Linked DNA regions of Homo sapiens: all the other regions are linked to region 3. A link is a loop called in an ENCODE intact Hi-C map of the cell type or tissue named here. Cell type or tissue: PC-9. All regions are shown on one strand. Each heading gives the region's core, and the rest is flanking DNA. Links, peaks and the distances in the headings are about the cores only.

Region 1 (8,418 bases), core at 2,105-7,104, 61 kb after region 3:
GCTGAGAATGATGGTTTCCAGCTTCATCCACGTCCCTACAAAGGACATGAACTCATCATTTTTTATGGCTGCATAGTATTCCATGGTGTATATGTGCCACATTTTCTTAATCCAGTCTATCGTCGTTGGACATTTAGGTTGGTTCCAAGTCTTTGCTATTGTGAATAGTGCCGCTATAAACATACGTGTGCATGTGTCTTTATAGCAGCATGATTTATAATCCTTTGGGTATATAGCCAGTAATGGGATGGCTGGGTCAAATGGTATTTCTAGTTCTAGATCCCTGAGGAATCGCCACACTGACTTCCACAATGGTTGAACTACTTTACAGTCCCACCAATAGTGTAAAAGTGCTCCTATTTCTCCACATCCTCTCCAGCACCTGTTGTTTCCTGACTTTTTAATGATTGCCATTCTAACTGGTGTGAGATGGTATCTCATTGTGGTTTTGATTTGCATTTCTCTGATGGCCAGTGATGATGAGCATTTTTTCATGTGTTTTTTGGCTGCATAAATGTCTTCTTTTGAGAAGTGTCTGTTCATATCCTTTGCCCACTTTTTGATGGGGTTGTTTGTTTTTTTCTTGTAAATTTGTTTGAGTTCATTGTAGATTCTGGATATTAGCCCTTTGTCAGATGAGTAGGTTGCAAAAATTTTCTCCCATTCTGTAGGTTGCCTGTTCACTCTGATGGTAGTTTCTTTTGCTGTGCAGAAGCTCTTTAGTTTAATTAGATCCCATTTGTCTATTTTGGCTTTTGTTGCCATTGCTTTTGGTGTTTTAGACATGAAGTCCTTGCCCATGCCTATGTCCTGAATGGTATTGCCTAGGTTTTCTTCTAGGGTTTTTGTGGTTTTAGGTCTAACATGTAAGTCTTTAATCCATCTGGAATTAATTTTTGTATAAGTTGTAAGGAAGGGATCCAGTTTCAGCTTTCTACATATGGCTAGCCAGTTTTCCCAGCACCATTTATTAAATAGGGAATCCTTTCCCCATTGCTTGTTTTTGTCAAGTTTGTCAAAGATCAGATAGTTGTAGATATGCGGCATTATTTCTGAGGGCTCTGTTCTGTTCCATTGGTCTATATCTCTGTTTTGGTACCAGTACCATGCTGTTTTGGTTACTGTAGCCTTGTAGTATAGTTTGAAGTCAGGTAGCATGATGCCTCCAGCTTTGTTCTTTTGGCTTAGGATTGACTTGGCGATGTGGGCTCTTTTTTTGGTTCCATATGAACTTTAAAGTAGTTTTTTCCAATTCTGTGAAGAAAGTCATTGGTAACTTGATGGGGATGGCATTGAATCTATAAATTACCTTGGGCAGTATGGCCATTTTCACGATATTGATTCTTCCTACCCATGAGCATGGAATGTTCTTCCATTTGTTTGTATCCTCTTTTATTTCATTGAGCAGAGGTTTGTAGTTCTCCTTGAAGAGGTCCTTCACATCCCTTGTAAGTTGGATTCCTAGGTATTTTATTCTCTTTGAAGCAATTGTGAATGGGAGTTCACTCATGATTTGGCTCTCTGTTTGTCTGTTATTGGTGTATAAGAATGCTTGTGATTTTTTACATTGATTTTGTATCCTGAGACTTTGCTGAAGTTGCTTATCAGCTTAAGGAGATTTTGTGCTGAGACAATGGGGTTTTCTAGATATACAATCATGTCATCTGCAAACAGGGACAATTTGACTTCCTCTTTTCCTAATTGAATGCCCTTTATTTCCTTCTCCTGCCTGATCGCCCTGGCCAGAACTTCCAACACTATGTTGAATAGGAGTGGTGAGAGAGGGCATCCCTGTCTTGTGCGAGTTTTCAAAGGGAATGCTTCCAGTTTTTGTCCATTCAGTATGATATTGGCTGTGGGTTTGTCATAGATAGCTCTTATTATTTTGAGATATGTCCCATCAATACCTAATTTATTGAGAGTGTTTAGCATGAAGGGTTGTTGAATTTTTTCAAAGGCCTTTTCTGCATCTATTGAGATAATCATGTGGTTTTTGTCTTTGGTTCTGTTTATATGCTGGATTACATTTATTGATTTGCATATGTTGAACCAGCCTTGCATCCCAGGGATGAAGCCCACTTGATCATGATGGATAAAGTTTTTGATGTGCTGCTGGATTTGGTTTGCCAGTATTTTATTGAGGATTTTTGCACTGATGTTCATCAAGGATATTGGTCTAAAATTCTCTTTTTTGGTTGTGTCTCTGCCAGGCTTTGGTATTAGGATGATGCTGGCCTCATAAAATGAGTTAGGGAGGATTCCTTCTTTTTCTATTCATTGGAATTGTTTCAGAAGGAATGGTACCAGCTCCTGTTTGTACCTCTGGTAGAATTCGGCTGTGAATCCATCTGGTCCGGGACTTTTTTGGTTGGTAAGCTATTGATTATTGCCTCAATTTCAGAGCCTGTTATTGGTCTATTCAGAGATTCAACTTTTTTCTGGTTTAGTCTTGGGAGGATGTATGTGTCGAGGAATTTATCCATTTCTTCTAGATTTTCTAGTTTATTTGCGTAGAGCTGTTTATAGTATTCGCTGATGTTAATTTGTATTTCTGTAGGATCGGTGGTGATATCTCCTTTATCATTTTTTATTGCGTCTATTTGATTCTTTTCTTCTTTATTAGTCTTGCTAGCGGTCTATCAATTTTGTTGATCTTTTCAAAAAACCAGCTCCTGGATTCATTAATCTTTTGAAGGGTTTTTTGTGTCTCTATTTCCTTCAGTTCTGCTCTGATTTTAGTTATTTCTTGCCTTCTGCTAGCTTTTGAATGTGTTTGCTCTTGCTTTTCTAGCTCTTTTAATTGTGATGTTAGGGTGTCAATTTTAGATCTTTCCTGCTTTCTCTTGTGGGCATTTAGTGCTATAAATTTCCCTCTACACACTGCTTTGAATGTGTCCCAGAGATTCTGGTATGTTATGTCTTTGTTCTCGTTGGTTTCAAAGAACATCTTTATTTCTGCCTTCATTTCATTATTTACCCAGTAGTCATTCAGGAGCAGGTTGTTCAGTTTCCATGTAGTTGAGCGGTTTTGAGTGAGTTTCTTAATCCTGAGTTCTAGTTTGATTGCACTGTGGTGTGAGAGACAGTTTGTTATAATGTCTGTTCTTTTACATTTGCTGAGGAGTGCTTTACTTCCAACTATGTGGTCAATTTTGGAGTAGGTGTGGTGTGGTGCTGAAAAAAATGTATATTCTGTTGATTTGGGGTGAAGAGTTCTGTAGATGTCTATTAGGTCCACTTGGTGCAGGGCTGAGTTCAATTCCTGGGTATCCTTGTTAACTTTCTGTCTCGTTGATCTGTCTAATGTTGACAGTGGGGTGTTAAAGTCTCCCATTATTGTTGTGTGGGAGTCTAAGTCTCTTTGTAGGTCACTCAGAACTTGCTTTATGAATCTGGGTGCTCCTGTATTGGGTGCATATATATTTAGGATAGTTAGCTCTTCTTGTTGAATTGATTCCTTTACCATTATGTAATGGCCTTCTTTGTCTCTTTTGATCTTTGTTGGTTTAAAGTCTGTTTTATCAGAGACTAGGATTGCAACCCCTGCCTTTTTTTGTTTTCCATTTGCTTGGTAGATCTTCCACCATCCCTTTATTTTGAGCCTATGTGTGTCTCTGCATGTGAGATGGGTTTCCTGAATACAGCACGCTAATGGGTCTTGACTCTTTATCCAATTTGCCAGTCTGTGTCTTTTAATTGGAGCATTTAGCCCATTTACATTTAAAGCTAATATTGTTATGTGTGAATTTGATCCTGTCATTATGATGTTATCTGGTTATTTTGCTCAATAGTTGATGCAGTTTCTTCCTAGCCTTGATGGTCTTTACAATTTGGCATGTTTTTGCAGTGGCTGGTACCAGTTGTTCCTTTCCATGTTTAGTGCTTCCTTCAGGAGCTCTTTTAGGGCAGGCCTGGTGGTGGCAAAATCTCTCAGCATTTGCTTGTCTGTAAAGTATTTTATTTCTCCTTCACTTATGAAGCTTAGTTTGGCTGGATATGAGATTCTGGGTTGAAAATTCTTTTCTTTAAGAATGTTGAATATTGGCTCCCACTCTCTTTTGGCTTGTAGAGTTTCTGCAGAGATATCAGCTGTTAGTCTGATGGGCTTCCCTTTGTGGGTAACCTGACCTTTCTCTCTGGCTGCCCTTAACATTTTTTCCTTCATTTCAACTTTGGTGAATCTGACAATTATGTGTCTTGGAGTTGCTCTTCTCAAGAGTATCTTTGTGGCGTTCTCTGTATTTCCTGAATTTGAATGTTGGTCTGCCTTGCTAGATTGGTGAAGTTCTCCTGGACAATATCCTGCAGAGTGTTTACCAACTTGGTTCCATTCTCCTCGTCACTTTCAGGTACACTAATCAGACGTAGATTTTGTCTTTTCACATAGTCCCATATTTCTTGGAGGCTTTTTTCGTTTCTTTTTATTCTTTTTTTCTCTAAACTTCTCTGCTTGCTTCATTTCATTCATTTCATCTTCCATCACTGATAACCTTTCTTCCAGTTGATCGCATTGGCTACTGAGGCTTCTGCATTCGTCACATAGCTCTCGTGCCTTGGTTTTCAGCTCCATCAGGTCCTTTAAGGACTTCTCTGCATTGGTTATTCTAGTTATCCATTTGTCTAATTTTTTTTCAAAGCTTTTAACTTCTTTGCTATTGGTTCGAATTTCCTCCTGTAGCTAGGAGTAGTTTGATCGTCTGAAGCCTTCTTCTCTCAACTTGTCAAAGTCATTCTCCATCCAGCTTTGTTCCATTGCTGGTGAGGAGCTGCATTCCTTTGGAGGAGGAAAGGCACTCTGATTTTTAGAGTTTCCAGTTTTTCTGCTCTGGGTATCAGCAGCAGTGGCTGCAGAACAGTGGATATTGGTGAACCACAGATGCTGCTGCCTAATCGTTCCTCTGGAAGTTTTGTCTCAGAGGAGTACCTGGCCATGTGAGGTGTCAGTCCGCCCCCTACTGGGGGGTGCCTCCCAGTTAGGCTACTTGGGGGTCAGGGACCCACTTGAGGAGGCAGTCTGCCCGTTCTCAGATCTGAAGCTGCGTGCTGGGAGAACCACTACTCTCTTCAAAGCTGTCAGAGAGGGACATTTAAGTCTGCAGAGGTTATTGCTGTCTTTTTGTCTGTGCCCTGCCCCCAGAGGTGGAGCCTACAGAGGCAGGCAGGCCTCCTTGAGCTGTGGTGGGCTCCACCCAGTTTGAGCTTCCCGGCCGCTTTGTTTACCTAATCAAACAACTAACTCGGCAATGGCAGGCGCCCCTCCCCCAGCCTCGCTGCCGCCTTGCAGTTTGATCTCGGACTGCTGTGCTAGCAATGAGTGAGACTCTGTGGGCGTAGGATCCTCCCAGCCAGGTGCGGGATATAATCCCCTGGTGTGCCGTTTTTTAAGCCAGTTGGAAAAGCGCAATATTAGGGTGGGAGTGAACCGATTCTAGGTGCTGTCTGTCACCGCTTTCTTTGACTAAGAAAGGGAATTCCCTGACCCCTTGCGCTTCCCAGGTGAGGTGATGCCTCGCCCTGCATCGGCTCATGCACGGTGAACTGCACCCACTGTCCTGCACCTACTGTCTGGCACTCCCCAGTGAGATGAACCTGGTAACTCAGTTGGAAATGCATAAATACCCGTCTTCTGCGTCACTCATGCTGGGAGCTGTAGATCGGAGCTGTTCCTATTCGGCCATCTTGTGCAACCCTCTTTTCTTATTCTTGAACTGTTGAATAAGCTACCAGCATTTTAAATAAGTTCAGGATTATGTTGCCAGGAAATAGTCTTTGATATCTGTGACAATTTTGTTGTTGCTGTTTGTTTTTTCTTTCTTTTTTTTTTTTTATGGGGAAAAGCATGAAGTTGTCTTTCTCATTGCCTTTCTCATCATGTTTTAAGTACAGAGTTCTTCTGAAGGGCACACTTTGTGGTTCTCATGGAATGTAAATAGCTCAAATGGCTCCACTTCCAAGAAACCTTCTTTAACCTTAAGGCTGAATGAAGTAAGCGCTTTCTCCTGTTCTCTAGTGTATTCCCAGCAAAACTTTGAGCATACTTTAAAAATGAATTTATTGCACATACTTCCATATCCAGGGAGAGCTCTGATTCCTCCTCTCATACACTCCAAGAGGAAGGGTCAAGGAAGTATTGAACTCAGGAACTTTTTTTAGGGTGGTGGTGTTGGTGAGAATCTCAATATGAAGAAGGAAGATTTCATGTACGTCCGTGTGAAGAGACCACCAAACAGGATTTGTGTGAGCAACATGGCTGTTTGTTTCACCTGGGTGCAGGCGGGCTGAGTCCGAAAAGAGAGTGAGCGAAGGGAGATGGGGTGGGGCCGTTTTATAAGATTTGGGCAGGTAAAGGAAAATTACAGTCAAAGGGGGTTTGTCCTCTGGCGGGCAGGAGTGGGGGTCGCAGGGTGCTCAGTGGGGGAGCTTTTTGAGCCAGGATGAGCCAGGAAAAGGACTTTCACAAGGTAATGTCATCACTTAAGGCAAGGACCGGCCATTTTCACTTCTTTTGTGGTGGAATGTCATCATTTAAGGTGGGGCAGGGCATTTTCACTTCTTTTGTGATTCTTCAGTTACTTCAGGCCATCTGGGCGTATACATGCAAGTCACAGGGGATGCAATGGCTTGGCTTGGGCTCAGAGGCCTGACATTCCTGCCTTCTTATATTAATAAGAAAAATAAAACAAAATAGTGTTGAAGTATTGGGGCGGTAAAAATTTTTGGGGGGTGGTATGGAGAGAGAGAATGGGCGATGTTTCTCAGGGCTGCTTTGAGCGGGATTAGGGGCGGCGTGGGAACCTGGGGTGGGAGAGATTAAGCTGAAGGAAGATTTTGTGGTAAGGGGTGATATTGTGGGGTTGTTAGAAGAAACATTTGTTGTGTAGAATGATTGGTGATGGCCTGGATACGGTTTTATATGAATTGAAAAACTAAATGGAATAAGAGAAAGAGAAAAACAGGTATAAAAGGTCTAAGAATTGGGAGGACCCAGGACATCTGATTGGAGAGTGCCTAAGGAGGTTCAGCATAGTCCTGCCAGCAAAGATTATTTATTTACCTCAAGAGTTTAGAGTGGCGGTTTGGGGATAGCACCAGGAGATATCAGCTGTGATGGCTTGGAGAAACAGTGTAAACTGGCAGTGTAAACAAGAGCAGGGCATGTATGAGTAGTTGAGAACGGTGAATAGGAGTATGACTAGACAGAAGATAGTAGGGATGACAAGTTTTTTGGGGCACAGTCTAAGTTGGTCTGGTGTCTGGAATGAGACTGGGGCCTAATAAAAAGGAGCGTCTATACAGGAGCTTAACTGGGCTGTACCTTGTAGCATTCCGAGGACAGGCCTGAATTCTGAGAAGCGAAAGTGGTTAAAGTATTGTCCAGTCCTTTTTAAGCTGGTGGCTGAGCTTGGTGAGGTGTGTTTTTAAAAGACCATTAGTCTGTTCTACTTTTCCTGAAGACTGAGGACTGTAAGGGATATAAAGGTTTCACTGAATACTAAGAGCCTGAAAAACTGCTTGGCTGATTTGACTAATAAAGGCTGGTCTGTTATCAGACTGTATAGAGGTGGGAAGGCTAAAATGAGGAATTATGTCTGACAGAAGGGAAGAAATGACTGTGGTGGCCTTCTCAGACCCTGTAGGAAAGGCCTCTACTTATCTAGTGAAAGTGTCTACTTAGACTAAGAGGTATTTTAGTTATCTGACTCGGGGCATGTTGAGTAAAGCTAATTTGCCAGTCCTGGATGGGGGCAAATCTTCAAGCTTGATGTGTAGGGAAGGGAGGGGGCCTGAATAATCCCTGAGGAGTAGTAGAATAGCAGATGGAACACTGAGAAGTTATTTCCTTGAGGATAGATTTCCATGATGGAAAGGCAATGAGAGGTTCTAAGAGGCGGGCTAGTGGCTTGTACTATAGCATAGCCTGCCTTTGCTGGTGTGTGGCGATTAGGCCTGGTGGAACTGCCATCAATAAATCAAGCGTGATCAGGGTGAGGAACAGGAAAGAAGGAAATATGGGGAAATGGGGTGAATGTCAGGTGGATCAGAGAGATACAGTCATGGGGGTCAGGTGTGGTATCAGGAATAATGTGGGAGGCCAGATTGAGGTCCGGGCCAAGAACAATGTTAATTGTGGGACTTAACAAAGAGTGAGTACAGCTGAAGGAGCTGGGGAGCAGAAAGTATATGCGTCAGGTATGAGGAAGAAAATAGATTTTGGAAGTTATGAGAAATGTGGAGAGTGAGTTGAGTATAGTTTGTGATTTTTAGGGCCTTTAAAAGTATTAAAGCAGTGGCAGCCACTGCACGCAGACATGAGGGCTAGGCTAAAACAGTAAGGTCAAGTTGTTTGGACAGAAAGGTTACAGGGTGTGGTCCTGGCTCTTGTGTAAGAATTCTGACTGCACTAACCATGCCTAGGAA
Region 2 (8,418 bases), core at 1,631-6,630, 220 kb after region 3:
AGATCTACCACATACTCTATGACAAACGTCTAAGCCAAACCAGGTTGTCCATGTGAACACAAACCTATTACTGAAACTGCTTCCTGGATAATATCACATTAAATTAAAACTTGGATCATGAAAAGGCTTTTGCAAAGACACAGTATTTCAGTGGAGGGACTTCGTAAAACAAACAAACAAACAAACAAACAAAAACCACAAAGTTCTCCCAGATACTCAACTGAGTTAATCTTGCATTGGATGTCCACATTTAATGTGTCACATTGGAGTCTTAAAGTACCTTCTGCTAGTTGTGTCAGAATTTTGCTTCAGAGTAGGATATAAAAAGAAAAAATATCTTCTTATAAATGTGATTGTTTTTCTGCCTTTGTTATAAATGAAAAGTTATGAACGTTTCAAGATGTACTTTCTTTTTAAGCAGTTAACTGTCAGTTTACTGTAGCTGGGCCCTGAGACAGAGATAAAGTCTTTATAAAACCTAAAACAATTTTAGAAGATTATTCAAACTTGTGGGTTTTTACACATATTTTTCCAGCATTAATTTGTTTCTATTTTTCTTGGAGCCGTAATGTATGGTTCTTGCTTTTCCAGTACACTACCTGAGTATAACAGTATGGTTAGAAGTTTCATTCTAACAGATCTGTTATTCTACATGGTGATAGCAATGGTTAATGCCAGACTAGTCTCCATACAAATAGTACTTGAGGAAAATTTTCTCTTCTTTCATTGGTAGTTTATATTAATATTCTTCACCTTGAATGCCAAATTTAGAAAAAAAGAGAAACCTCAGAAGAAAGACACTGTTTTCTCCCTTTTCTTAGGATACATATTTTGCTCCATAGTTTTTCTTGGTCAAATGGTTTTCTTTTAAGTTCTCTTCTCCATCTTTCTTTCTTGTTTACTCCAGGAATGCAAACTTGATCTTGACTTTAAGGTCAAAGCATTTTCAGAATGTGCAGTCAGCAGAGAATTGAAAAAAAAAATCAATGTGAAACATATTAGAGAAGAATAAGGGGAAGAGTGATGCAGAAGTGCTGGGAAGTCATGCAGGGATTGGAAACCACAAAGATTCTACAGAAAGTAAGAACGTCCTGCACCGAGATGTTTATGATTCCTTTTGCTTTTACTTCCCTTTTCTTACATAGGGGTAGGTGAAAATTATGGTAATTTGAGGTCTGGACCACTTTCAAAGCATTTTCAGGGGATGAAAATGACTTTTGACCTCTAAAAATGAGACATGTTTCTTTTTTTTTTTTTCCTGAAACCCTTTTTTCTTTTCCTGTTTTGTTCATGGTAGGGGAGATGACTATATTCCATACCTGTTATGCACACAAACTTAGAAGGGTTTATTGCAGCTCCATGGCTGAAAATAGCAATGAAAATTGTGAGACCTTTTATGTCAGCATTGGAAATAAACTTAATTTTAAATGAGAACACCTTTGATTTTATAAAGAGACTTATCCAGTGTAAAAGCTGGAAAGTTAAATAGAATCATAGTGGAAATGTTGATTCTAAAATTCTAGTATCTAGCCACAGACCTTGAAAAGAAGAAAGAAAGCTAGAAAGATGAAAGAAAGAAAGAAGAGGCCGGGCGTGGTGGCTCACGCCTGTAATCCCAGCACTTTGGGAGGCCGAGGCGGGTGGATCACGAGGTCAGGAGATTGAGACCATCCTGGCTAATATGGTGAAACCCCGCCTCTACTAAAAAATACAAAAACAAAAACAAAAACAAAAACAAAAAAAACAATTAGCCAGGCGTGGTGGTGGGCGCCTGTAGTCCCAGCTACTCGGGAGGCTGAGGCAGGAGAATGGCGTGAACCTGGAAGGCGGAGCTTGCAGTGAGCTGAGATCGCACCACTGCACTCCAGCCTGGGCAACAGAGCGAGACTCTGTCTCAGAAAAAGAAAAAAAGAAAGAAGAAAAGATCAATTGTCCTTTATGACAAGGATTATCATCTCTTTCCTTATTTATCATTGGACTCGAGAACAAATTAGATATAGAAAAAAATCCCATTACTTTGTGAAGCTTAATATTTACTGTAACTTACTGATCTAGAGAATGATCAGAGAAAATTTTAACTTTTATATATGTATACATATTCTGTATGTATATGTAAATGTGAAAAGACAAACAGGTTCTTAATCATCTTTCCATATGGCTGATTTAAAGTAATTATAAAGCCAAAACATTACTGAGTTATCTGGAAAATATGAAATGTTCTCTCAAACATTAACTATATTAATATTAATATAATCAAAGATTAATATTAACTATATGGCAAATTTTCTAAAAATCTAACTAATCTAAACATTTGCACTGGGGATAGACAGAACTGTCTTATTACAGATTTCTAGACATATATATTATAGATGATTATGTTTAGAATAAAGCATTTGTTAGGTAACATTCTTTCACTGTTTGTTACTTTTGCACTGACCTCACATACTTAAATTTTATAACAGCACAACAAGAATGTGCTGAGAACAGAGCTTGGCATAAGCTCATTGATAACCGTGAGTGTGAATTACTGGCAGAAATAGATATTGATGATTTAGTCCGTATCACAGTGGAAAGGGAGGAAAATTGAAAAGCTTTTTTTTCACTCTTTAGAAACATTTGAAATCATTCCTTGGAAAAGAAAAATCTATATTAGGGGCTGAGTAGGGGAAGATACAGGTTGAGTCATTAATTTGATCAGTACAGTAAGTTCAAAGATTGTTTCCACTACAACATCTCATCTGAAATTTTACAGATTCCCTTAAAGGGGGCCAAAAAAAAAAAAAAAAAGATAGTGATTTCTAAGCTGAATCAAATATGTGCACTTTACTTCATGGAAAATCAGTAGGGAAACAAGAAAGATTCTCTCTGCTAACATCGATTTTCCTTATATTTATTTTTTCAGTCGGAACACTCTAGGCAAAAATTCACTTGGCTTCAACTAATTTGCAAATGCCATCATTCACTGCTGTTTTGCTACCCATTTCTCAAATCTCAATTAAATGTGATGACAGTTTACTTGCCAGAAACACACAGAAAGGTTCTTTTCCAACCAGAGGTCTTCACTCATTTCCTGCTTGTGGACTTGGCAAGTGGGGTCAAAACATCCATTACTGAGGCTGAATCTTAATTTAGAAGGTTATCACCAGAGTCAGCAAAATAATTATAAAAATACTTTCCAAATGCAAACTGCAATAGACATGCACAGTAACAGCTGAAAACAATATATACATCATAAAGCCTGTTTACAATGGAATTTTAAAAGGGTGAATGTTTGGTTTGTACTTGTTGAAAGCTTGTATAACTCACTCCTAGGATGGACCCGAAACTGTCTTCTCTCTGCAACTATTCTTTACATTAAAACCAAAAATAACAACAAAAAATTACGCTACAAGTCTTGATGTTCTGGCTCAGACACCAAATTCCCTATAAAACTAAAAGTGAAGGGTGAGGTGAGACAAAATTTTGGCTTAAAGAAACACCAGTTGAGAAATGAAAGAAAGTACTGCTCACTTTTCCCTTATTTCTTCTATGTAAATAAGTTTCCTCATACAATTTATATAGTATTGCTTTAAATATATGGGATCTTTAGAAATCATAGAATGTTAAAAATATCAATATGTGTAAATGGGTACTCACTTCACATAATAGGTACTCAATAAATATTAGCTACAAAAGATAAAAACAAACTATAAGACATCTTTGTAGAGACAATTTGCTCAACCTTCTTCTCTCTCCCTTTTTTTTTTTCTTTTTGAGATAGAATTTCACTCTTGTTGCCCAGGCTGGAGTGCAATGGCATGATCTTGGCTCACTGCAACCTCCGCCTCCCAGGTTCAAGTGATTCTCCTGCCTCAGCCCCCGAGTAGTTGGGATTACAGGCATGCACCATCATGCCCGGCTAATTTTGTATTTTTAGTAGAGACAGGGTTTCTCCATGTTGGCGAGACTGGTCTCGAACTCCCAGCCTCAGGTGATTGGCCCCCCTCGGCCTCGCAAAGTGCTGGGATTACAGGTGCGAGTCCCTGCACCCGACCAACCCTCCTATTTATAGCTGAAGAACTGAGGGCTAAGTGGTTGAAAGACTTGCACAGCTCCTACACTGGCCTGCTGAAAGCCAGGGCTGCAACGCATTTCTTCTCACAGGTTCAGAGACTCCTGTACCTCATCACTGTTACAGAACCTCTCTGGGCCTCAGTTCATCATTTGATAACAAGAGTAACTCAACCTGCCCAGGGGTTATCCATCAAAGGCAATCGAGGTTGCAAGAATTCCTTTAAAATTTTAATTTACAGTATAGCACCTTGCAGGTAGCAGGCACTCCATAAATCTCTGAGGAATGGAATTTGCTGAAGAACAGTGGCAAAGGCTAGCTCTGATTCATTCCCCAAAGCTCATGGTGCTTGTCCAAACTGTTTAATCAGGCTTATGCAACCAACTCCTCTGACCTTTATTACGGGGTGGGTGCAATCACATGCGCTGTGGGAGGAGGGGCAGGTGGCCTCGGCCTGATCAGGGAGCACTAGAATGGGGACAACATTTTCTATTGTTCAGAAACTAAAAGGACTCTGCTTGACCCCAGTGTAAGCCTTTCACTGCAGTAGTTGGGAGCCAAGCTTTCTCTTCCAACCTATCTGTCCTGGCGATCTTCATTTTCTCTGTTTTTTTCCTAAGACAGAAATATCAGCTAGAAGGCATTTCCCTCACTGGATTCATCCAGCCCTGATGTGAGAGTGCTGGGGGCAGACTGAGATCATGTGTGATGCCTGTCAGGCTGCCTGCCAGGCCATGTATATTGTTTTGGTGGACTGGCTTCTGCAGGAACATAGAGAAGACATGGGAATAGATTCTGAAAAGGGGGGTGGGGGACAGGAAAAAATGCCAAAAGCCCACTTAATACTGAAAAGTCTTACACTTCCAAGTCCTTGTTACTGCTGGCCAGAGAATGGGTTGTTGCCCTGTGTTTTTTTTTTTTTTTTTTTTTTTCCCCAGGAAAGCTGCCACGGCTTTTCTTTATTCAATAAGTACATGACTGCATTTGGTGAATTGTGTTTACACGTTCTGGTGAAATGAGATTTTAAAAAGAAAATGAATCAGGGAGTGTTTTTAAAGAGCACAGAGTGAGGAGAGGAGGTGGGGAGCGCTGCTGCCAGTCCTGTTCTGTTCTCTGCCTTTTGTCATCCTTCCCCCTCTGTATCTCTCTCCTCCATCTTCTCCTCCAAGGAATCACTATGCTCCTGGCAGGACATCCCTGGCGTCTGTCAGGGGAGAGAAGGAGGAGGAGAAATAGGAGAAGGAGAAGAGAAGAAAAAACAAAAGAGAAGAAAAGAACATCACAATTGACGTTGGAGAGTGATCTGTGCTAGGAGGAGTTCATCTCTGCACTTCCCCATTGGAATGACAGTCTCAACTTTACCCCAACTAGCCCCCCACCTTACATGAGCTGTAGGATCGACGTCGAATCTCTTGGCCTCTCTGAGCCTCAGTTTCCTCAGCTATTAGATGAGGATAATACCTGTACTGTTTTTGCCAGAGTGGTTGTAAGAAAGAAATGAGAAGCTTACGAAACCATAAAGCATGATGCCAGTCAAAAACATATAGTGATTTATATCTTAAAAAGATTTATTAGTCCTGGCACGGTGGCTCACACCTGTAATCCCAGCACTTTGGGAGGCCGAGGCGGGGAGATCACGAGGTCAGGAGATCGAGACCATCCTGGCTAACACGGTGAAACCCCATCTCTACTAAAAATACAAAAAATTAGCCAGGCCTGGGGGCACATGCCTGTAGTCCCAGCTACTCAGGAGGCTGAGGCAGGAGAATGGCTTGAACCTGGGAGGTGGTGGTTGCAGTGAGCCAAGATTGCACCAATGCACTCCAGCCTGGGTGACAGAGAGATACTCCGTCTCAAAAAAAAAAAATTATTAATATTCATTATTTATTTTAGAGACAGAGTCTCGCTCTGTCGCCCAGGCTGGAGTGCAGTACGATCACAGCTCACAGCAGCCTCAAACTCCTGGGCTCCAGCGATCTTCCTGCCTCAGCCTCCTGAGGAGCTGGGACTCTAGGCATGTGCCACCACCCCCAGCTAATTTTTTTTTTCTTTTAAGATATGGGGTCTCACTGTTTTGCCCAGGCTGGTCTTGAGCTCCTGGCCTCAAGTGATCCCTCTACTTTTACTCTCAAAGCACTGGGATTACAGGCATGAGCCACCATACCTGGCCTAAAAATATACAGTAATTTATAATTTTATTTCTATTTTCTCTTACAGGATAATTTATAAATTGAGTGTGTTTAGATTTCCCCAGCATATGGGCTCAGGTGATTTCACATTTAGAGTTAAACCTGAATTTTGCAGTCGATAAAAGAACATTTTGTTGGCTGTAAGCTCAGCTCATTCACACAGGCATGTCTATCCCTGCAAAGTTCATCCCTGATGCTTCTGTGGGCCCCAAGTGGTAACTTTATGTGCCTTCACAGATCCAGTTGAGGGCTCCCCTCACCAGTGCCCTTGCTGCTTCCCCAGCCTCCACCTTGCTGAAGAGCAGACCTGACCTCGCAGCTGAGCTTCAAAGCGCTCAGTGCTCACGGCTCACAAGCTGGCAGTCCTTTGGGAAGTGAGAAGGGAAGGGCTTCCTGGCTGTGCAGTTACACCCGGTTAAGTGGACCCCTCGGTGGTACTGGGGAGCACGGCGTAGCTCATGCCTACGACACTCGTGGGGCAGGGGCACTGAGGCAGCACCAGGACCAGCTGGTGTTCCTGACCCCTCTTGCTCCTCCTGCTCAGCCTTATGGTTGAGACTGGCTTGTCAGGCCTACCTCCGTCCTCTCTAGAACACTTTCTCACAGAGATTTAGCCAAATTCTCTTGGCACCTTGGTTGCTTTCTCTCCATGCCATTCCCAGTCCCCTATTCGTTCCCGCATAGATCTAATCCCCAACTGGGAATACATCTTGCAATTTTTTAGAAGATTCCTCATCTACCATGTAAATCACCAGATGAATAGAAACACCATAATGGACAGCAGTTTCTTCTAAAGCCAAAGCCAGGTATTCCTGGATTTCCGTTCCAGGCTGGTTGGGACTGTCTCCCCTCACCTCATTCACACTTTTTATGGTGAAATCTCCTGTGAATGGCATCATAATTGGCCCTTTACAGTCAAACAGAAGAACAGAAATCTTTTAAGTAATCTCCCAGATAATTGTCTTTTATTTTTCCAATACCTATTATACCTGGGAGTCACTATATATTTAAGGTGATGGAGATTTAAAATAGGGAATATGAGAAAGCTTAATATCCTTTTATGTCACTGAAGAAATAACAAAAGTTAAATCTCTAGTTGATGAATTATGAAGTAGCTGGTTCCTTATGAAACAGGATTCATAGGATTTAAAATAAATTTTTGTAGTTGGCAGAACTTTTATTTTTATGTGTCTCCTAGCATATGACTTCAGCAACACATAAACCCTTCTTTCCATTTTTCTTAAAATTCTAAGTAGTTCATTCACTTTATCATGTCTGTATTGTTCAATGTTAGCCCTATATAAGATGGTAAGTACAGTCTTTATCCATTATAAACTTAAAGTCTATAGCCATAGAGTAATTTATGAAACCAGTCACTCGTCCAGCATATATTTATTGAGTGTTTATTATGTGCCGGATGCTGGAGTGACAAAAAAATGAACAAGATGTAGATCCGGCCTTCAAGTGTAGCTGGTGATTTTCCACAAAACCCTCTATTATTGTATCTTAACATCCAGGAGTCAGCCAGGAGTTACACTGATCATAAATCGATAACCTCATTTCAAAGCTCAAACACAGAGATGGCAAATAAAGCCCTGGGCAGCACTGACTGAAGCAACAGATGACTCATTAATAGCAGGAGGCAATGAATAACTTTGCCACTGAGAGTGAAAGAAAATTCCCCCTTTGCACAATGCCTTTCACTTAAATAGCATTTGGATTTCTTAAAATCCACAAAGTTTATATTAGAGCGTCATCCATTAATGCTTTGGCTAGGAGGGGTAAGTGCTGGGAAATGTCATCTTAAGAACAGTGGGATTTGTGGGGGCAATTGTCTTTTACTTGCAGCGGCATAACTGATCATCTGTTCACCATTTACCTCTTATTACTTGCAGTAGTTCTTGAACAATGCTGGGAGCTAATATTTCAATGTTAAGGACTCGGAAGAGACAGCATAGTTGAGGCAGTGTAGCAAAGTGGTTAGGGGCACAACTCTGGAGCCAGCCAGCCTTGGTTTCAATGCTGGTTCTGTCATGTACTTGTGGTGTGATCTTGGGAAAGTTACCAAATGCCTGAGTTCCTCAGTTTGCTTATCTCTAATATGGAATGATAATGACAGTGTCATCTTTTACGGTTGTTGTTAAGATTCAATGGTGATAAGTTCTTAGTACAGTGCCG
Region 3 (8,418 bases), core at 1,146-6,145:
GCACACAAGTCAGTTCTTGTTCGTTTTATGTTTTAGCAATGTGGGCCCTTACAAATCTTTAAAATGACACAATAGATCTTCATATAAGAACCTTGACAAGTGAAGCTGTGATACAAGCAAAGGGCAGAAGTGGAAAGGGTGTGGGAAAGAATGGAGCAAGAGGAAGGAAGGGTGGGGTTGGGGGTCCAGGGATGCTCCACGTGCGTGTGCCCTCATAGGTTAGACATTAGGAAGGCTTCAGAAACACCATACATTTGGGCAAAGCCTATACTCTTCTTTATTTCCTTCCTGCACAAACTTACATACCACCCCGTGCCTACTCTACCTACCACCCTTCACGATTCCACACCTCCTGGCAGGCAGTGCTCCTGTAACAAACCCCCCGACATCCAGGCTGCTTATATTTCTGTCTCAAGTGAATACGTTTCTAAAATACTGAGTTTGAATAAACAACACAATAAAGCAAGATTTAAAAATATGTTTACATTTGGCTGTTTGCCCTGGTTTGGGGAAGGGAGTAAGTATAGACTTTGTTATTCCCTCAGAATCCTCTAGAACAATTACCTTTAATGATGACCTGGAGGGTGGGGTCCCTTAATGATTTGCAAGAGATTCAGGGAGAGGTGTCTCAGGATGGTTTCTTCTGTTACTAATGTATTTTGTTGTGATTTCTTGGTCTTAATTGCAATTTTGTAGTTCATTCATCTAACATGGCATTCTTATAATAAATAAAAATGTGTAACTTCCTTCCTAATTATAGAAGTCATGCATAGTTATTGTAGGTCATTTGAAAAATTCAGAAAAGTCCAACTAAGAAGCAAAATCAACCATCATCCCACCTCCCAGTGTTATGTATTGTAAAGATTTGGTGTTTGTCTTGTCAATCTATGGTTGTGTTTTCCTCTCCCCATCCAATTCATTTTCATAATATTTTTATATATTGGCTAGTGTGACCAGAGTTTGGTTCAATCAATGATCGTCAAGTGACTAAAAATGTTCATGAAACACTTGCTTAGGAAATTTTTTAGTGGAATTAGCTAATCCTTTTTGAGAAACCAAGCCTATGTCTAGAAATAGTCATCATAATTTGGAGAAATCAATCAGCTTACTTTTAATATCACAAATCAGGAATTTTATGCAAGCACCAAACATGCATTGCCTTACTTTTATTTTTTTCCTTAACTCTTATTTTTTTCTAAGTTGATATATTTGTATCTTCTTAAGCAGCAATAAGATAAAAGAAGGAACAGCGAAGTTGGAGACAGAAAATCTGAGAAGAAGTCCTAGCTAGGTTTCTTAAGAACTTTGTGACATGGGCCCAGATGAACAAATGTATCTGGGCTTCAGATTTATCATCTGTAAACTGTGGATAATAGTGCCAACCTCATTGTGTTGTTGGGGTGGAAGGAGGGCAGAGGAGGAGCAAATAAGAGAATATATGTGGGTCACACACAAACTGAAAGTACTGTACAAATGAAAAGTATTTCATATTATATCACCTATGAAAACGTGGACACATTTTTCACCAGAGATGTCTTTAGATGAATTGCTCAAAAACCTTGAATGAATTTTCAAATGATAATTCCTCATGTTGCAACTCTCTCTAGGAAATAGTAGCCATTTTGTTGTGGCATCATTTCTCAAACTTTTCTGTACCAATTAGAATAGCTCTCTGAGGTCTGACAGGCAGAACTGGCTGAAGAGCCTAAAGGCATTGCTAAGATAAGTAGTCAGGCAAGTTTTTGATACCTAGGAGCTTGTGATTTCTTGTTATTGGGTCCTCTTCTTAATTAACAATCATTGTTCCTCTATTGCAGCTAGCACACACCCCTGTCAGCAAGCTGCTTTTCAGAATGAACCTGCCTGGACAATAGCAATGTAAGAGGAAACACTTCCACACAGCTGCAAAACCTAACCACTCCCAGATAGACAGGGAATCCATCAATCAACTCTGAGAATAAATCCTGCTGATACAATCCTCTGGTGGTGTCCCTTTGAGAGTATTATTATTATTATTTTTAAACAGAGTCTTGCTCTGTTGCCCAGGCTGGAGTGCAGTGGCATGATCTCAGCTCACGGCAACCTCCGCCTCCCGGGTTCAAGCAATTCTCATGCCTCAGTTTCTCAAGTAGCTGGGATTACAGGCGTGCACCACCATGCCCAGTTAATTTTTTTGTACTTTTAGTAGAGACGGGGTTTCGCCATGTTGGCCAGGCTGGTCTCAAACTCCTGACCTCAAGTGATCTGCCTGCCTCTGCCTCCCGAAGTGTGGGGATTACAGGTGTGAGCCACTGTGCCCAGCCTCAGTGTATTTTTTTGAAGTCTCCAAGTCAAAGATGCAAAGACTCCTCTGCAATCCCTCCCTGGCTCCACATCTCATCATCAAATATTTCTAAATCCTTTCTGGGCTTTTCTGACAATATCAATCATAACAGAAATAACCTGGAGCATTAGTATTAGCCTGAATAATCTTGAATCAGGTACTCCTTAGACTACACATGGTCCATAGTTTAGATTTATTACATATAGTTTTATAGATACTGAAGTGGAGACGTAAGGAGAGATTAGGTGATTTGCCACCAGAATGCCTTGGTTGACGGACAACTCAAAATGAAGAATTCTTGATACCCTCTCCTTTGTTGGGTCTCTGTTATGATCTAGAAATCAGGACAATACATCTGCCCCTTTTGAGAAACTATTTTTCCCTTCCCTTATTATCTCATTCAAATGTACTCTTACTCTTTAATATTAGCCATTTTATATTCAGAGCTCTCTTCCTCTTTGGTTTTCTTCATCGTCAAATTGTTGTGTTACTCATTTATGTTTCTCTTTTCATTTGCCTTCTGAAATTTAAAGATTTTTCAGCTGGGTATTTCAGGCTTCAATCTCTGGCATTGTAAATATCACTTGCATGGTGACCCCAGTGAGGTTAAGAAAAGGTTTACTAAGTGTGTGTGTGTGTGTGTGTGTGTGTGTGTTTGTGTGTGTGTGTTGGGGCGGGTAGTAACATAAAATACTTTGGTATTCACCTGTCAGTGTGCACTTAACAGAATGCAGAAAAGAAAAACTGAGCTGGGAACACTGTAAGAGCAAAGAATTGTTTGTTTGTTAATAAAAGGTTATGAGTCATAGGCAAAAGGGAAGCAGTAGTTCAAGAGAATAAGAGAAATAATTAGGTTCAGAGAGGCAGAAACTCTGGTCCAGATGGTGGGGGATGCAGGGGAGGGTAAACTGCACCTCAGGGAGCGATAAGAAAAGGAGGAAGGAGGATGTGAAATAGGCAGGTGTCCAACAATTGTATGCCAGGATGGTAGGAATGTGAGAGGAAATACCTCCAAAAAGCTCCAAAACCTAACCACTCCCAGGTAAGTGGAGAAAATCCTTAATAAAAATAGTTTTGGTGTTGGAGTGTCTGGAGGGCTGGTCCTATTTGCCCTTCATAATGAGCATAATCATGTCATAGCTTGGAGGTTCCAGGGAGCCTTGTTGGCACTGGAAACAATGAGAAAACCAGAAAAGCAAGTCTTTTGGCTCCTAGCTACCTTGAAAGAACTCATGCGATATACAAAGGGTGATCCATTCCCTTCCATAACCCCTTCACCCAAGCACATAAACAGGGACAAAATGGGAAGGAGGAATTGTCCTGCTGATTACGGTGAACTGAACCGGCCTGTTGTGTAGAAAGAACCTTATCTCCACTTGTTCCAATTCAAATACCAGTTGACAGAATGTTCCCCAATGACTGATACTTGTCATGCTGAGTATTAGGGAGTCATTTTTTTCATGTCAGAACTTCTAAGAATCTCAAAATGACCAACTCAAATATGCCATTCTGTGGTTTCTTGCCTCACCCCTTTCCCTTTTACAAATGTGGAGCCATATGTTTCAGAACATACAGCTGTCCTTGCTCAGAATAGCCCAAAATAGCTAGATTCCCCTGCACCTCTCTGGGTGTTAAATGTATTTACATTTCAAAATGCATGTGGGGAAGTGGTTGATTTTACATAGTTTTTTTTCTTGGCTGTCAGCAACTTCTCTCTTCTGTGTAAACTTAACTTAGTTCAACTAACCTAAACTTGAAGTTTAGTTCCACTCATTACAACTACATTCCAGGTGCTCAGTCTTCCTTTCGTGATCTTATCATTTCCATGATAACTGAAACAAAAAAGAAATTTTCCATGAAGAATATGATAAACTCTCCTAGAAGTCAAATGTAGGGCTGGCTAAGGTTATTTTAGTCCACAGGAGTAGTTTAAACAATGTTTGAAGTAAACAGAGACAAGAATATCACACTCCCGTACCAGAGACTCGCTTTAAATTTGACTTAACCTAAGACAAAAGATTGTAAAGCAACAGTGAGAATGAAGGTGGCTATGTTTTCTGATTTTTTTTTTTTTTTTGAGATGGAGTCTTGCTCTGCTTCAAGACTCAGTTCACAATAATCACAGCCTCCTGTGTTCAAGTGATTCTCCTGCCTCAGCCTCCTGAGTGACTGGGATTATAGTCATGCTCTACCACGCCTGGCTGATTTTTTTTGTTTTTTTTCAGTAGAGATGGGGTTACACCATGTTGGCCAGGCTGGTTTCGAACTTCTGGCCTCAAGTGGTCCACCCACGTCAGCCTCCCAAAGTGCTGGGATTAAAGGCATGAGACACTATGCCCAGGCTCTTTTCTGATTCTTAATTGGCTCGATGAACCAAGATATTTTGAATGAATACCTCTCCTTCTCCCAAATGGTTTTCTAGTGAAGTGCAGGCTCCACGGACTAAACCGATTAAGTGGAAAATAAATGATTGTCTAAGGTTCATTGAAAAAGGAGTGCTGCAAATTCTCAATTCTGGGAGATTACCCGTGATAAGGTCATGTCATGGAAATTCCAAGGGGATGCTCCAAATACCAGAGATTTTTGTTGTTTGTTTTGTTTGCAATCCTTATGAAAAAAGACAGGTCCTGTAATCCCAGCACATTGGGAGGCTGAGGCGGGTGGATCACGGGGTCAGCAGATCGAGACCATCCTGGCCAACATGGTGAAACCTGGTCTCTACTAAAAATACAAAAATCAGCCAGGCGTGGGGGCGCGCATCTGTAGTCCCAGCTACTCGGGAGGCCGAGGCAGGAGGATCGCTTGAACCCGGGAGGTGGAGGCTGCAGTGAGCCAAGATCACGCCACTGCACTCCAGCCTGGGTGACAGAGCAAGGAGGCTCTGTCTCAAAAAAAAAAAAAAAAAAAAAAGAAAAAAGACAGGTCATATGAATAAAGAGATTTCTTCAGAATAATTGACTTGAAATCGTTACATACTACAATTTAGCTTAGCTTGCTGAAGGATGGGGACCTAATAAAAGTGAAGAATATGTAAATAAAGTGCTATTTTAATGAAAGTCAAGGAAATATGCTTCCTGTGTCTACTATATATATGTACTGGCTCCTATGTCATTTCCCCTCCATACTTCTGGGCACAGTGAATGTCTCCTTTGAGCAATGGTCTCTTCTCTCTTCTTGTCTGGGTGTTACCTGCCTTTTAATGCCAGCTCAAATCTCACCTCCTATAAAACCTCCTCCTAACTTGTCCCCGGATAGGGTTGTCTTCCTTCTCTAAACACAGCTCTTGTTATCTGTAGTTCCCTAGCACTTGGCTTATATGTCATCATGTTATTTAATTGATTATCTATATATCTAGCTATTTGCCTGAATCCCAACTTTATGTGACCACTATCCAGGTTAAGACATGGAACACTTTCATTCTCTGTAAAGGCATCAGCTCTATTCTCATGTTTAAAAATTGCAGGTTGCAATAGTGCTATGATCTGAATGTTCATGTTTTTCCAAAATTCATATGTTGAAACTTAATCCCCAGTGTTGGGAGATGGAACATCTGGGAAATGGTTAGATCATGAGGATGGAGCCCTCTTGAATGGGATTAGTGCCCTTACAAAAGAGGACTGAGGGAGCTCGTTTGCCCCTTCTACCATGTGAGGACACAGCAACCAGGCACCATCTATGAGGAATGAGCCCCCACCAGACCTGAATCTGCTGGCACCTTGATCTTGGACTTCCCAGCCTCTAGAACTGTAAGGAATAAATTTCTGTTGTTTATAATGTACCCAGTCTAAGGTATTTTGTTAGAGCAGCCCAAATGGACTGAGACAAATAGTAATTGCCCAATTCCTTAAAGGAAATGGAAGGTGCCAGTTGTGAATTTAAAGTTCTGTTTGGAATTAGCAGGTTTGAGAAAAAAAAAAAAAAAAAAGTGAAAGGATGTCTCTTCCCCAAAGCTCTTCTCCAATAAATATACTGATTTACTGCTGCAGAGATACCTAACAACTTATAGTTTCAACACAGCTTTCATGCCACCAGTGTTAAGATCACTCAGGTTCTTCCCAAGTCATTAAATACCTGTTAATGCAATTGATGAATTAGCTCTCTGTTGAATGCAATTAAAGGAAAAGATGACAATATTTCCTATATAATGTTTGGTAGGAAAATTTTATGACTTGGGTCTGTTAGTGTTGTTTAGCTAATAGTGCCTCAACGTTGTATTAGCAGTTAAGCATTGTTCCTGGCCTACTGTTTACTGGGGTTTTGGTGGAGAAGAATTTAACTTCTCTGGAGTTCACAAAGTAAGAACCACAACATAGTTTATTTTATTTATATATTTTTTGAGATGGAGTCTCGCTCTTATCGCCCAGGCTGGAGTGCAATGGTGCCATTTTGGCTCACTGCAACCTCCTCCTCTCGGGTTCAAGCGATTCTCCTGCCTCAGCCTCCCAAGTAGCTGGAATTACCGGCACCCACCACCATGCCCAGCTAATTTTTGTATTTTTAGTAGAGATGGGGTTTCACCATGTTGGCCAGGCTGGTCTTGAACTCCTGACCTCAGATGATCCGCCTGCCTCAACCTCCCAAAGTGCTGGGATTACAGGTGTGAGCCACTGCGCCTGGCCAAGAACCACAACATAGTTTAATGGAAAATATTTCTTGTACAATTTGTGTTCATCTTTAGAAGAAATTTTTCTCTTCTGAAGAAAGAAAATACAAATACAAATCTCTTGAGCATATCTTTAATCAGTATTTACTAAAGAACATTAACTTAAGTGATGCCATTTTGTCCAAAATATAAGCTAAACTCTTGACAAACTTCAACATGTTTCGGAAGCAGAAATAAGGGCCTGTTGGAGGTTTCTATTTAGTTTCAAAGGAAAGCACAGCAAATCAGAATCCTGGAAGATTAGACCACCCAGGAGTTCTGCCAAGGTGAAGCTTTTATGAATCCTGGATTGTCTTACGTTTTATTTCCATTCACTTGTTCTGAGGAAATCTAACTCATCAGGAGACTTGAAGATAATGAGTACCCCTGGAGTATCTTGTGCTGATTTTTGTGATGCCTCAGCTGAGGCAACTGGTTGAGAAAGGAGCCAGATAGCATCTTTACACTAAGCCCCATGGAGATAAAGCTACTCCTGTTTCCTGTGATGCCCGGATCACATCGAGATGCTTTGCTTGACCTGTTGCTACTCTCACACAGCTTTCATGAAATGCTTCCTATTTGCTATCCTGAATCATAGTTTGACTTTGTTCACATCATCCTAGCCCTTTTAAAAAAGATGACCTCATCAGCCAGGTGAGTTGGCGCCCTGCCTCTAGAAATCTTCCTGTCATCTCTTTGTCTGCTTTAATCTTGGTCCCCGCTCCAACTTCTGTTCAGCTCTGTATTGAAGTTCTACTGTTTGGCCCTAGTGCTCTGCTAAACTGCCTGGTATCAGCTTCTCTGGCTCCGTGTTAGCCTTTGCTTTTCCCACAGCCCTCATGTTTGTCATTTTGTTCTATACACTTAGGAAAACTTGCTTGCCTTACTTTACCTGGTTCCTCACAAGGAAAAGAGCACAGGACAAGCCTGTTTCCTTTTGTAAAAAAATCACTGTGCAAATGGTCTCATTAGCATAATTTAGGAGAAAATTTTAAGTCTTACCAACAGAGATTGAGATTTCTGCTGTGGTAGCTGATAGGCTGAAGAAGAATTTCTAGATTCTTAGCTTTGAATGACATTTACTGAAAGAGGGAGAGGAGGTGGCAGGGGGAGAGAGAGAGAGAGACTGAGCAGCAAGTGGAAAATACTATATTCTTTCTCACTTAATGTGTTCCTGGGCTCCAAAGGCAAACACAATGAAATAATAATCTAAGAAAAAACCCAGGAAGCAGATGTCCTTGAAAAATACCATACGTGCGTTTAAACAGCTGCTTTAGATGATCTGTGCCATGGTTGCTCTGTATTACGGCAAATAAGCACTAGGGTCAACTCTATAGTTGATGCATGGTAGCTGATAATTACCAACCAAGATGAGCTCAGAAGACTTACAGAAAAACTCAGGCCGAATTCTCTCTTTGAAACGTAAACTAAAAACATTCCATTTATAGCCAGC

Evidence for each region. Hi-C counts contacts between places; a loop is a spot of excess contacts. Peaks named below come from ENCODE experiments on the same cell type or tissue, not always from the same donor. Only the 100,000 strongest peaks of a DNase experiment are listed, where the experiment ranks them.
Region 1: it touches region 3 in a loop (6-fold over the local background); 2 of 110 quality-filtered maps call a loop at or near these places.
Region 2: it touches region 3 in a loop (4-fold over the local background); 9 of 110 quality-filtered maps call a loop at or near these places.

Annotation. Positions count from the first base shown.
Region 1 is chr3:177,659,638-177,668,055 of GRCh38, forward strand. All of the region lies in intron 3 of LINC00578 (long intergenic non-protein coding RNA 578), which reads left to right. Among named protein-coding and RNA genes, the nearest start is that of LINC02015, 150 kb to the right of the region's middle. RefSeq lists an enhancer at 6,237-6,775. In PC-9, for the core only: a CTCF peak has its summit at 5,012; no DNase peak of the experiment used is centred there.
Region 2 is chr3:177,819,810-177,828,227 of GRCh38, forward strand. The region is part of intron 1 of LINC02015 (long intergenic non-protein coding RNA 2015); the gene reads left to right. Among named protein-coding and RNA genes, the nearest start is that of LINC02015, 7.2 kb to the left of the region's middle. RefSeq lists enhancers at 6,131-6,631, 6,632-7,132. In PC-9, for the core only: no CTCF peak of the experiment used is centred there; a DNase peak (open chromatin) is centred at 4,402; H3K27ac peaks cover 2,218 bases.
Region 3 is chr3:177,599,556-177,607,973 of GRCh38, forward strand. All of the region lies in intron 2 of LINC00578 (long intergenic non-protein coding RNA 578), which reads left to right. Among named protein-coding and RNA genes, the nearest start is that of LINC00578, 160 kb to the left of the region's middle. RefSeq lists silencers at 3,006-3,300, 7,369-7,569. In PC-9, for the core only: no CTCF peak of the experiment used is centred there; DNase peaks (open chromatin) are centred at 1,726 and 3,276; H3K4me3 peaks cover 923 bases; H3K27ac peaks cover 4,356 bases.